2 separate regions of the Mus musculus genome follow, and region 2 is linked to region 1. The links are chromatin contacts, found by POLR2A ChIA-PET in ENCODE. All regions are on one chromosome and are shown on one strand. Each heading gives the region's core, a stretch centred on a gene start or an enhancer-like site at or near the end of the contact. The rest is flanking DNA. Distances are from core to core; before and after follow the strand shown. Region 1 holds the start of Nid2 (nidogen 2). Region 2 holds the start of Kcnk5 (potassium channel, subfamily K, member 5).

The links. ChIA-PET counts read pairs that join two places held with the same protein, here RNA polymerase II (POLR2A).
Region 2: POLR2A ChIA-PET joins it to region 1 with 10 read pairs in embryonic stem cell. The contact joins the promoter of Kcnk5 here to the promoter of Nid2 in region 1. POLR2A ChIA-PET finds 5 or more read pairs at or near these places in 3 of 5 experiments (Patski and embryonic stem cell).

What each region holds. Positions count from the first base shown.
Region 1 is chr14:19,748,902-19,755,025 of GRCm38, reverse strand. Nid2 (nidogen 2) reads right to left here and starts at 3,769. Exons shown (of 21, transcript NM_008695.2): 1 at 3,461-3,769; 2 at 2,477-2,785. The coding sequence starts at 3,688.
Region 2 is chr14:20,178,504-20,184,627 of GRCm38, reverse strand. It overlaps Kcnk5 (potassium channel, subfamily K, member 5), which reads left to right and starts at 2,846. Exons shown (of 5, transcript NM_021542.4): 1 at 2,846-3,361. The coding sequence starts at 3,176.

The sequences.
Region 1 (6,124 bases), core at 2,520-5,019:
AAACCTACCCAAATGGAGGGGTTTGGAAGAAGCTCTAGGTAGAGGGCCTACCATATTGCCATAACAAAACGTAAATGAGGCCTTTCAGAACGGGAGCAGTCAACTCGGTGTTTATTTCGGTGCCTACCAACATTGTATAAAAATGGCTTCTGAATTAATAAATATCAACTGTGTTTAAATAGAGATATGTGCATTATATGGTTCTGTGACATATATGCCTTTTGCTTTGTGTTTTAAGATAACAAGAGAAGCTGGGAAGGCAGCAGTCTATGAAGTGCTTGCTGCGCATGCGTGAAGTCCTGAGCGTGATCCAGAGCACCCACATGAAAGTGGGGGCGTGACAGCACACGTATAATCTCAGCTTCCGGGAGAAAAATGAGCAGATCACTAGCCAGCAAGCCTAGCCTAACTGAGGGGTCCTAGGTCCCAGAGACAAGATGGCTCCCAAGCAAAGACATTTAAAGATGACCTCTGGTCCCCACATGCATGTGTGCACACTCTCACTCATAAAATGAAAACTTAAAAAAAAAAAAAAAAGACTATAAGAAAATAGAAATATAAGAACTGGTAACCTAGTTGCTTGTATTAGAAAAGTTTGTTTTCAACTATAAGTTATACATGATTTTAGATAAATGTCTAAGAGATAATGTATGAATGAATGAATGAATGAATGAAACAGGGGACTGTCTTCTCTAGCCCTCTAGCTGGCTGGCCTGCATGAAGTGTTTGAGTTGAGGGTATTCTGTTGAATTGGAATTGATATGTCAAGCCCACATACTACAAGGCTAGTCAGTAAACAAAACCGGATGCTAACCCGTCAAGTAAGAAACTGTAACTTCGACGGATGGTGGTGGCACATGCCTTTAATCCCAGCACTTGGGAGGCAGAGGCAGGCTGATTTCTGAGTTCAAGGCCAGCCTGATTTACAAAGTGAGTTCCAGGACAGCCAGGACTATACAGAGAAACCCTGTTTCAAAAAACCAAAAAAAGAAAAAGAAACTAAATTCAAATAATGTTTATTTCTAGATCTCTGCTAGTGCAGACTTTAAGAAAACATGTCTTTTCCTTTAAGAACATGGAACAATCACAACCATTGTCCGTGTGACAGGGACAATGGGCAAGCTTTAAACCTCTTAGGGATGATATCACTTCTGTAGTCAAGAAACACTAGGAGTTAAAGCAAACATGGTTTTGCTCCTATGCCATTATACACCCAGGTGGAATTTCACAAGAGGACTCTGTCTCTACCTACACCAGGAATGAGGCAAGCTACCCTGACCAACCATTGCCCACTTCACATGTTGCTAAGACCAAAGCTAGGAGCAGAGTTTTTGGTGCTTTCTCTAGCTAAACTGCAAAACAGTCTCCTGCAGACAGAAGTATGCAAACTGTTACAAAGGCAATGTGGGGGAAAGCTACAAGGAGCTTGCTAAGAAGTGTGTGGCATCCTTCTCTACTTTCCTGGGATGTCAGCTAAGACAGTGTTGGCTTTAGAGAGGTGCTAGAGAGGTGGCTCCACAGCTAAGAGCACATGTAGTCCTGTCAGTATGCTAGCTCAAATCCCTGTATGCAATCAGTCAAGCCACACTCAGTCAAGCCACTCACAACTGCCTGTAAGTAACAACTCTAACTGCAGGGAATCTAAGCCCTCTTCTAGCCCTACCAACACCAGCAGAGAGAGACACACATATGAATAAAATAAAAACCTTGAAAAGTGTTGTATAGTACTGATTATAATAAAAACACGGGAGCAACCTTAATGATCCCTAGGAAGGGTCATAAGTTCACTGGGGGAGGTCTGATACAGCTGTTTCAATGTTACAGAATCACACTTTCAAGAGTATACAATCCAGCAGAAGAAGCAAGTGAAACAGTATTATGGGCACTGTGAACCCACCATTGCTAATGGCAAGAATATGCTAAAGCAATAGCTGGGAATGTACATACAAAATATGGGTTACTTTTGGTTTGTCCAGACACGGTTTCTCTGTGGATTCTCACTGTCCTGGAACTCACTTTGTAGACCAGGCTGGCCTCGAACTCACAGAGATCTGCTTGCCTCTGCTGGAATTAAATGCATGTGCTGCCACGCCCAACTCATACCAAAAAAATTAATTAATTAATTAATTAATTAACAGTGGTAGGAAAATAAGAGGTTGTTCCTTTTGAAAACTTCCTCAATTTTCCATTTTTTCCCTTCAATGAACCTATCATTAGAAATATTTGTGTACTTATAGGTGGTTCTTGGTATCTGAGCCTTAGTCCCTCATTTCACTAAGCCGACTTAGCCACTTAGGAGAGCCTTAGAATGCCCCCAGAGACAATAAATAGACTTCACTCACAAGCTGCCTAAGCACTGGTTTCATCCAGTTCAACGCCTGATCAAGGGAAGAAACTCCTAGTCAAAGCCTTAGATCCAACACAAAATTCAGGCCGTCCCTTTAATTTATTCAGCTGCAGGGTATCCCTCACTTACCTCTCCTGACGGCGCAGCCCCGCGACTGACCTCCTCGTAGGCGCCCACGTGCTCCCAGGTGGCCAGGAAGGCGTGGGTGGGGGTGAAGCTGGACCCCGACAGCGGGAAGCCAGTGCGCACGTAGCGGGCAGCCAGGCTCAGCACAGCTCCGGAGGTGTCCTCGCGGTACAGGATCCGGCCCCTGCTGTGACTAGTGTCGATGTCAGCCAGGAAAGGGGCGATGGCTGGGAAGTCAGTAGGAAAATCATCATCTACATATTGAGTCTCCCTGGGGAAGTCCTGGGTGGAGATGATGCCGTTGGTGCCCACCTACAATAAGACCAAGGGGCGGTGAGACAGTTCAGCAGGTAAGGGCACCTTGCCGTCAAACCCGACGACTTGAGTTCTAGGACACAAGGTGGAAGAAAAAGCCAGTTCTCTGATCTTCATACACACGAGGTGGCACGTGAATCCCCAACATTTTTAATATTTTTAAAAGGTCAAAATAGTGGTGGTCGCTCAAGCCCAAGGGCAGCCACCGTGCTCCAGTCGTACGCACCTACCGTCCACCTATTGTAGAAAATATTTCTACTCCAATCAAGGTTGAGCCACATCCAGGGTAGCAAGCTCCTATCTCACCCTCCAGTGCACTGCGACCCACAGGTGCGGCTGCTCTCGAACCGGTCCATCTTTCTCCAGTATTGCTCGCCCTTAAGATAGCTCTGCCGGCGTGCACAGTCCCCCCCCCCCCACCGCCCTAAACGCAAACCCCACTCGCAGCCTTAACTTCATCTTCCTGCCTAGAATGTCAAAGTAGAGGGGCACGGTTCCAGCTCGCCCTTGAAACGATCCTTATTCCTCCACAGTAAGGATCAAGAAGTTGCAGCGCCGCTGCTAAGCCTGGTCCCCAGAGGGGACGACAGTTAAACATGGAGGTTGTTCCACTCCCTGGGAAGAAGCTAAGAGTCCCACACCCAACCGCGCACCTCCGGGAGCTGAACTTACGTAGAGGCTGCTGAACTGGGCATCGTAGAAACGCAGGGGTATTGCCAGCTTCACAGCTGCTGAGCTTTCGTCGTCGCCCTCCGGCAGCAGCTGGTCTCCCCACGACTCCCCGTAAGGAAAGAGCTCGTCGGGACGCAGAGCCCCGACTCGCGACAGCAGCAACAGCATCACCAGCAGCGATAGCGGTGATGGCGGTGTTAGCCACCCGGCTGTCGGGTCCCGAAACATGCTCACTCCTCCCTGGCTCTGCCCTCCACTCCGCAAGTCTCTGCGGGCCACACTGCCCGCCAGACTCCAACTTGGACCTCTGGTCCGCAATACGGGCCCGCCCAGCGCGCTGATTGGCTACAGCTCTCGGCCACTGACCAATCAGCGACTCTGAGAAAGTTCGCCAGCGGCCACTACATGTGGTTCTCATTAGGTTTTCTAAGACTGCTGTAGTTTGCTGGAGTGGCCGGGCTGGAAGGTGAGGCCGTTGGCCCGGTCTGGTCTAGGCTGTCCCAACTACTCCTGGGCTACCCCCAACTCTCCAGTGTAGGCTACGACGCTGCAGGAGGTGACCTCAAGGGCTGGCAGGACCCTCGGCGCGCGTGCAGCTCTGGGCAGGAGCGACTGTGCGCACTGGGTTGGCAGAGCGAGGGAGGGTAATGAACACACTGGAGTTCGCGCCCTGCCCTAGGGTCCGGGGTACCCCTCTCGCTAGAGGCCTGGCCCTCGGATAAAGAATCAAAGGAGCTTTGTCTCCATCCGGGGGCTGCTCCGCCCCACCCAAATTTCCTGCTGAGAAGCATGCCTTTGTGAAAGGCTGACTCCTAAATTCTATCCCCAAGCGCTGGCTAACCTTTGTAAGGACACTGCCACCCTCTGAAATGTCCTCCCCAGCTGTTTGCCTTCCCTGGGGGAAACCACCCTTCAGCAGACGGTGAATCCTACTTTGTGTGACCCCCTTGAGTTGGAGCCTGGAGTGAGGCGGCCAGGCGCCGGGGCGGAACCACTGAGTGTTTCTCCCAAAGCCTGGGAGTTTAGGAACTGCCCTAGCGGGAGGCCACAGAGTCGGTAACCCGAGCTGCCCTGCAGGATGGGAAACCTTACAACCTGGAAAGCAGCTGTGCCGGTGTTGGGGAACCCCCTCCATCATAAACATCCCCTCTGGGAGCCGGATGAGATTTTATTACTATTTTATTATCAGGAGGGTGAAATTTCCCACGTACAGTCCGTTTTCTCTCGGCTTGGCCCATCCCCCACAGGCTCCTTAGAAGCAAAGGTAGTTTAAAAAAAAACTTAAAGATATAGGACTCTCAAACAGAGCTTTCTCTTTGTGTTTATCCAGCTATGTAATTCTTAAAGACCCATGGGGCCAAATACTAAAACTTCTTGAAGACACCAGACTGAAAGACTCTGAATCAACACAACAAAAAAGGCCCACAGCAGTTTGCTCCCTCTAGCTGGAGAGGGGTATGTTTGCTCTTACACAAAACAAACTCAAGTTTGCACATTTTTTTTTTCTCATTTTTCCTCTTGGGACCAAATATTTACATTTTGCTGAGGACAAAATGGTGTCTCAAAGATGTGAGATTATTTGACTTGTTCAAGGTCACCTCTTCCATCCTTCATGGATTCTTCCTCAGGCTCGGCACATCTCCTCCATTCAGCATAACAATAGCAGCTAACTTTGACTGGAGGTCTGTCCTACAAATTAGTGGCAAACCAAATTCCAAGACGGAATCCCCACAGCCTGATTTCCTAGTGTTTCCTCCCTTGTAAAATCACCCAGCCTCCCAGGAAGGTGGGCTAGCCTGTGTATTCTCACCAACAGAATGGGGGCCATAGTGATGAGAATTCACTTCAGTGGCTTTTCTGTCGTGCCAGCCAACACCATCTCTCCACTGGTTCTGAGGAAGCCATCTACTGCATTTGGAGAGCAATGCAGAGTAAAGAACTCCAGACAGCCTCTGGTCACCAGCCAGTAAGGAACCAGATTCTGCTAAGAGTCATGTAGGTGAGCTAGTGGAGTCTTGAGATAGCACCACAGCCCTGGCTGACTTTGGTTGCAGCCATATGATAGACCCTTGAAGCGAAGGCCTCACTCAGTTAAGCCACAACAGATTCTTGATTAAGAATTAATTACCCCGAGAATTACTAAATATCTGTTGTCTTAAGACATTTGATTTGAGAGGAGTTGCTGGATGTAATAGACAAGCAAATCAGCAGGACACTGTGCTAAGGAGACTAAGCTTGGGCAGTGGTTTGTTTGTTTGTTTGTTTGTTGTTTTAAGTGATTATTGCCACATGACTGGTGTGCATCAGAGCTTTTCTTTAAACCCAGTTTTGTCTAATCTCTAAACTTCTACCCTCAACCGAAGATTTTACTGATTCAATGGCATTTTCACTTTGCAAAGTAACTTAGGTTACTTCTCTTGATTCATCTCTGGCTGTGCCATCGGCTCTCAAATGGCACCTCCTATATTTCATGACGCAGAATAGCTCACACACTAGTCCCCTTCCCTATGGTGGATAAGTGTCCCCACCAATCCATAAATGACCCTTTGCATCCCTCAAGACATGAAGCAATAGTCTTCAGAAAGCTTTCCTGGAAAACAGCCAGATCTAGAAGCCTCTTCTTGCTCCACCACGCTTACCGTGGTGGTCTCTCTTTCCACATCT
Region 2 (6,124 bases), core at 1,597-4,096, 430 kb before region 1:
AGAGGAGAGGCAGGAGAAGAGAGAGCTAAGAAAAAGGGTGTGGGGAGATACAGAAAGGTCAGGTTGATGCTACAGATGAAGATGGACAGACAGCATCCTGGACACAGTACAGATAAAGCCAGAAAGGAAAAAGTAACAGGAGACAGAGAGACAGAAGGGAAGGACAGAGAAACTAAAAATAAAACCATTTTGAATAATGGAGCTGGAGAAATAGATTTGAATCTGAGAAATGCGTGCGCACACACATAAGGCACAGAGCTCAGTGCCCAGGTCCCATGGCTAGATGAGGAGCAGGAAGTAGTTAGATATTGAATTCCAGTGCTGAGGAGTCTGGAGAGGATGGTCTCTGGGGCCTATTGTCCAGCCAGCCTAACCCAGTCCTCCAGCTTCAGGGCAGCCGGGGCCTGTCTCAAAGAGTGAAGCTGGGGCCTCTTGCGGAGGAACTGAGTTCAGTTCCTAGCATCTACATGGAGGTTACAACTGCCTGTTCCAGGGAATCCAGTGCCCTTTCTGGCTTCCATGGGCTCCTGCACACACATGCTGCACATACACTCACAAAGGCCCACGCTGACACATAAATAAAAATAAACAAAATAAGTGGAGAATACCTAAGGAATGGCACTTGAGGCTGACCTCTGACCTCCATGCATGCATATACTGAGAGAAAGAGAGAGAGAGAGAGCACTTTGAATAAAGATCAATTCATCTTACTGTATGCTTCAGTGTGTTTTGTGAGGCAGTGAAGTGGAAATAAGGGGAGAGAGGCCCCTTTCCTTCCCAGGAAGAGTTCAGCTGCCAGGGAAGTGAAATGGCAGAGAATTTTCAGGAGAATCATGTGATCGATCGCCTAACCGCTGCTTTCCACATGTTGATTGAAGTGTTCACACCCCATGCAGCCCCCGACCTTATAACTAGGGGGGTGAGCTCCAGCCATGAAAAGGTCTGGGCATGCTTGGGACAGAAGTCTGGTGGCCCCCACAGCCAGTTGAAGGCTGTGAGATTGGGGTTCAGACCACATCGGGAATATTGGAGAGAGAAGGTGTTACAGAAAGGTAGAGAAAAATCTGTTTAGGGCAGGCAACGAGGCCTGCTGCTGTGTAGTGGAAAAGCATCATCCTGCGGCCTGGCCCAGGGCAAGCCTTGTATGGAAGTACCCTGAGGAAGGAAGCAGGCACTGGGACACAAAGTTAGAAAGCCTGAATTTTCATATATACATATATTATGTGTGTGTGTGTGTGCTCACAGAGCTCAGAAGAGGCATTGGATACTCTGGAACTGGAGTTACAGGGAAAATGAGACTCTGTCCTCTGTAATAGCTGTCAGTCTCTCTCTGTTTTTTTTTTTTTTTTTTTTTTTGGTTTTTCGAGACAGGGCTGTCAGTCTCTTAACTGACAAGCCATCTCTCCTGCCCTAGAAACCTGAGTTTTCTCGGTTTCCTGCTCAGACTTCTCCCTCAGGGCATGTTCACAATCTTCAAACAAGAGCTACAAACAATTGAAGGCCAGAGGTGGTGGCCATGTCTTTAATTCCAGCACTTGGGAAGTGTAGGGAGTGGATCTTTGTGAGTTCAAAGTCAGCTTGGTTTACATAGCGAGGTCCAGGATAACCAGAGCTACACAGGGAGACCCTATCTAAATGATTGACTGATCAGCAGTGTGGAGCCATCCTTAGCTCTGCAGATGCAGCAAGATTTCAAGAGCCACAGACAACCTTCTTGCAACTCTCGGCCTGTGACGATTAATCACCCACAGAAGGAAAAGGCCCTGGGGAGGGGGTAGTGCCAGGGACTCTGGCCTCTGTTGCATCTGCTGCCACAGAGGTCAGGGGCAGGCTGTGGCTCTGGCACACAAGTCAGCACCCCTGACTTGAGACAGTGGAGGCTGCCCAAATGGCTCTGCCTAGCTTCCATTTCTTTCCTGGAAAGTAGATCTAACGACAAACCCCCGATTACGATACAAAAACATGTCGTCTGCCCAGGGTTTATAAATGCTCAGAGAAGCAAGCAGAGTGAGGAGTAACTCAGACGAGTTTTGACAGATGTATTCACATCTTCTGCCTATTATCAAGTATTTGTTTATTTTTGAGAGAAGGTTTTACTGTGTAGCCTGGCTGGCCTAGAACTCCCTATGTAGACAAAGTTGGTATACCTCTCTAGTTGGGACTAAATGTGCACACTACCACCACACCTGGTCTGAGTGTTTATCGCTATTAACAGGCCTGTGGATAAATGCATCACCGAGTGGAAAGCATTTCTAGTCTCTCCAGTAGATATTCCAGCTGGGGTGGGTAAGGGGGAAGTGGTGTTGTAATTTTAAGCAGGCTTGGGAGTAAGGAAGAGGTCCTTGTAATGTGGGTGTGGCTGTCTGTCGCCTCTCTCAGAAGTGTCGCGAACACAGATGACCTGGGATGGGTTCTTCACCCATTTGTGGTTGGGATTAATTCCCAGTAATCCTAATTCAGATCCAATCTCCTTACTCGGGTCAGATAAGTAAGTGTGTGAGCCCCAGGAATAATTGGGGAAACATCTGGATGTGATAGTAACACTGGCAATGTATTTCTGACCTCAGCAGTAAGGTGCATGACCGTTTTAGCGAATTATATCGATTTCTAATACGCAACTGGAGTCCCGCAGACCGCAAATCCCGCGACTGTGTGGCTCCTGGAAGTCTGGTGGGGCCATGAAGCCTTGGCCTGGAGCTTGGAGAACCCGGTGTTTGGTGTAATGACTTCAGGCGCGCTGGGCGGGGCCAGGGGCGGGTTCCGAATGGACTCCACCCCTTTCAGGGTCTGGCGCGAGCGGGCGGGCTGAGAGCTGCTTAAAGAGCCCTGCGGAGGCGCGCTGGGCGTACTGTCGCGCGCGCAGAGGCGGCACACGTGTCTGCTGGTGTGGGTCCTGAGTTTCACCCTACCCTTCAGGATCGAGAGATTGGGGTGGCCCCAACCCCCTTTTGATGTGCGCTCACCCTGGCCTGTGAGAACGTGATCCACGCAGTTCCCCGCGTTCAGGGAGCCAACTTGGCCAAGCAACTGTCCCGGGAGCGGCGCGCGGGGGTACCGGGCACTGCGCATGCGGAGCTCCAAATTCAAACAGCTGTGTCCAGGGCTGCAGGACGAGTGAACCCGGAGCTGCTGGAATTAGGGGACTCTTTCTCCAGGAGGTGGCCATTCCAGAGTCATGGTGGACCGGGGTCCTTTACTCACCTCGGCCATCATATTCTACCTGGCCATCGGGGCAGCGATCTTCGAAGTGCTGGAGGAGCCACACTGGAAGGAGGCCAAGAAAAACTACTATACACAGAAACTGCATCTACTCAAGGAGTTTCCGTGCCTGAGTCAGGAGGGACTGGACAAGATCCTACAGGTGAGCCGTCGGTCGCCAGAATCCTCCACATGCATCTGAAGCTGTTGGGACTATAGCGGTATTGAAGGGGATACTCCCTCCTACAGTTTAAGACGACCCCCCACCCCCCAGTCCCAACCAGAAGTCCCTGGGTGGCGGGAGAAAATGCCTCATCAGGTGTCAGGTCGCAAAGATCTGTGTCTTTCGTCTAGGGACAGGGAGATTCCCCCACGCGCGCAGACTTGGTCAGTACCTAGTAAGTTCCGAGAGAACTTGGGGTTGACTCCAGGATGAACTGGGCCCCGCGGTGGCTTAGTGTGGGTGTGCGGGTGCCTCCCTCTTTGGAGGGAGGCTGTGGGGCGGATAAAGGAGTTTATCTTTCCTTGGAGACGCTCCCGGAGTCCGGGAGCAGAGCCGGGTGCCACCCCTCGCGTCACCACCTCCCGCTCCAGGGCCGTTGCCGCGCCCGCTCGACCTTTCTAAACTTGAATACAGCAGAGGGCCCCCAGACCTGGTGTGAGCAAAAACACACCCGCCAGTTGCTGCACTTTGAGTGGGGCAGGGAGCTCGGACATATCCTAAGTGCCTCGGAGGAAGGTCTGTGGCTGGAATGTTCGGGACGGTCCCAGGCTTCCATGAAGTCTTAGCAAGCTGAGCCATCCCTCAAGGACTCGGAATTAAGCTTTGTCAAAACAGCAGGTTGCACAAACGAACACCCAAATTCAGGTAGTGCCCTTTTAGGGAGCGAGGATAGTGTGGGTGAGGGGATGTTTCCCTGATGTTAGCTTGTGGAGTCACTTATCTGAGAATGCACACACCCAGTAGACCATTGACCTCACCATGGTAAACTTGGCTGACCATCTCAACTGGAACCTTGAGCCAACTTAGGGTCAGAGGTTCTTCTCTGTTTCTTGAGGGCTCAGCCCCAAGCATCCATCCATCCTGTTCCTGGCCTTCTAACAATAATGGTAGGATTAAACTGGAGCAGGGGTAGACTGTTCAAATCATTATAGATCTGATCGACATCAGCCCCCACTTCTTTCCACTTGTCTCATGCCTCTCACTTTCCAGCCTCATTTACCTGTTTTGTCAAATGGGAACAAACCTGTCTTCATCCTTGTCCTGCCCTGAACTATTGTACCATTGACAACTGAGAAAACCTAAACACATCCTATTGGTACTACCTCCTAATTTCAGATGGACATTCACAGAAACATTTTAGGTGCCCGAGAGATCATGGGCTCATCAGAGAGTTGCCCTCAGCAGGTTTACACCACTAGGTGTGTTGTTGCTTTTGAGTAGACCTGTCCCCTATGTTTAGGGGCTGGGCGTGGAAGGTTACGTGATAGTGATGCTAGTGGTGAGTTTCAAAAGACAGCTGTTCTTCCAGGGGGTTCTGGAAAGATCCACATACCCGTCTGCTGCATCTGGGTGTGCTGAGGAGGAAGAAGGTGGTCAGTTTGTGATAGCCCTGACAGGATCTCTGGAGGAGAGTTTTGTGTGTGTGTGTGTGTGTGTGTGTGTGTGTGTGTGTGTGTGTGTAGTTTGCTCTGGGGGCTTTGTTTAGGGGAGGGGGAGGAGAGGATGATAAGTCTCCAGCTGCCCTCGAAGTCTCCCCTCCCTGCTGCTCCTCCTCCTCCGTGGCAGGGGAAGGAAGGAAAGAATTCAAGGCTAAATGTGGGAAAATAAACTTCAAAACCCAAGGAGAAGGGGTGGGGGCAGTGTTTAGGGGCTATGCAGCCTGGTACATCTGGTGCGGTGGCTTTACAGGTCAAGTGGTTTCTGTAGGGTGTTTGAAAAAACAAAATGCCCTTTATTTTAAGGTCTTGTCTGTCAGCAGTACCTCCACCCCCAAAGTGGACAGGTAACTTTTAGAAAAAAGAATTTGAGCAACATCAGGCCAGTGTGATTTGGAGAAGATTCTAGATGCTTGCTTGAATGAACAAGGACAGTCTGTCACACACACCCTCCCCAGTGAAAAAAAGAACAACCTTGTCAACTGGGCAAGTTCCCTCTTTTCAAAGGAAAAAACCCAAGAAATGAAAATGGACCAATGAAAGCATTTGCCAGCCTCAGCTTAATCTGCAAAAATCTGCCTCTCTCGGCTTTCTGATCTGTGACTTGGGGCGCTGCCTCAGGCCTCAGGAAATTGGTTTAAGGAAAAAATGAAAACTCCAAAATCTTCCTTCTCATTCGGCTGCCTGGGTATTTTCCACCTGAGGTTCTGGGTTTTAACCCTGGTCATCACAAAGCCCCTTAGTTGAAAATTCCTGGGGTGGGAGCAGGAGGTAGCTAAGCTTGGGGGGGGGGGGGATGGGCTTACTGCTGCAAACCGTGGCTGTAGAGTCAAAAGCACAGAAAAAAAGGACGTAGCCCTTCCCTCCCCTACTTAGGCTGTGGTTGAGCTGTGCCACACAGGCTGCCTTTCAAGTGCCCTGTATCCAACCCAGGACCCCCTGGCTGTTCTTGCCTTCAAAACCGTCTGAACTCCCACTGAAGTAACAAACTGCACCTTATTGTTAGAGCTGTTTGTTTTTAAGGCAGGGTCTCAGGTAGCTCTGGCTGGCCCGGAACTCACTGTGTATCTGAGGGTGACCTTGAACTCCTGATCCTTCAACCTTCAGCTCTTATGTATGGTACCCCCACTGTGAATGCAGTGTTGGGCATGGAACCCAGGGCAAACACTCTACCCACTGAGACACATCTGCAGCTCTTACATTAGTTGCCATTAATGAATCTGTTTATTTGGTTATTTATTTATTTATGAAAGCAGGGTCTCCCTAT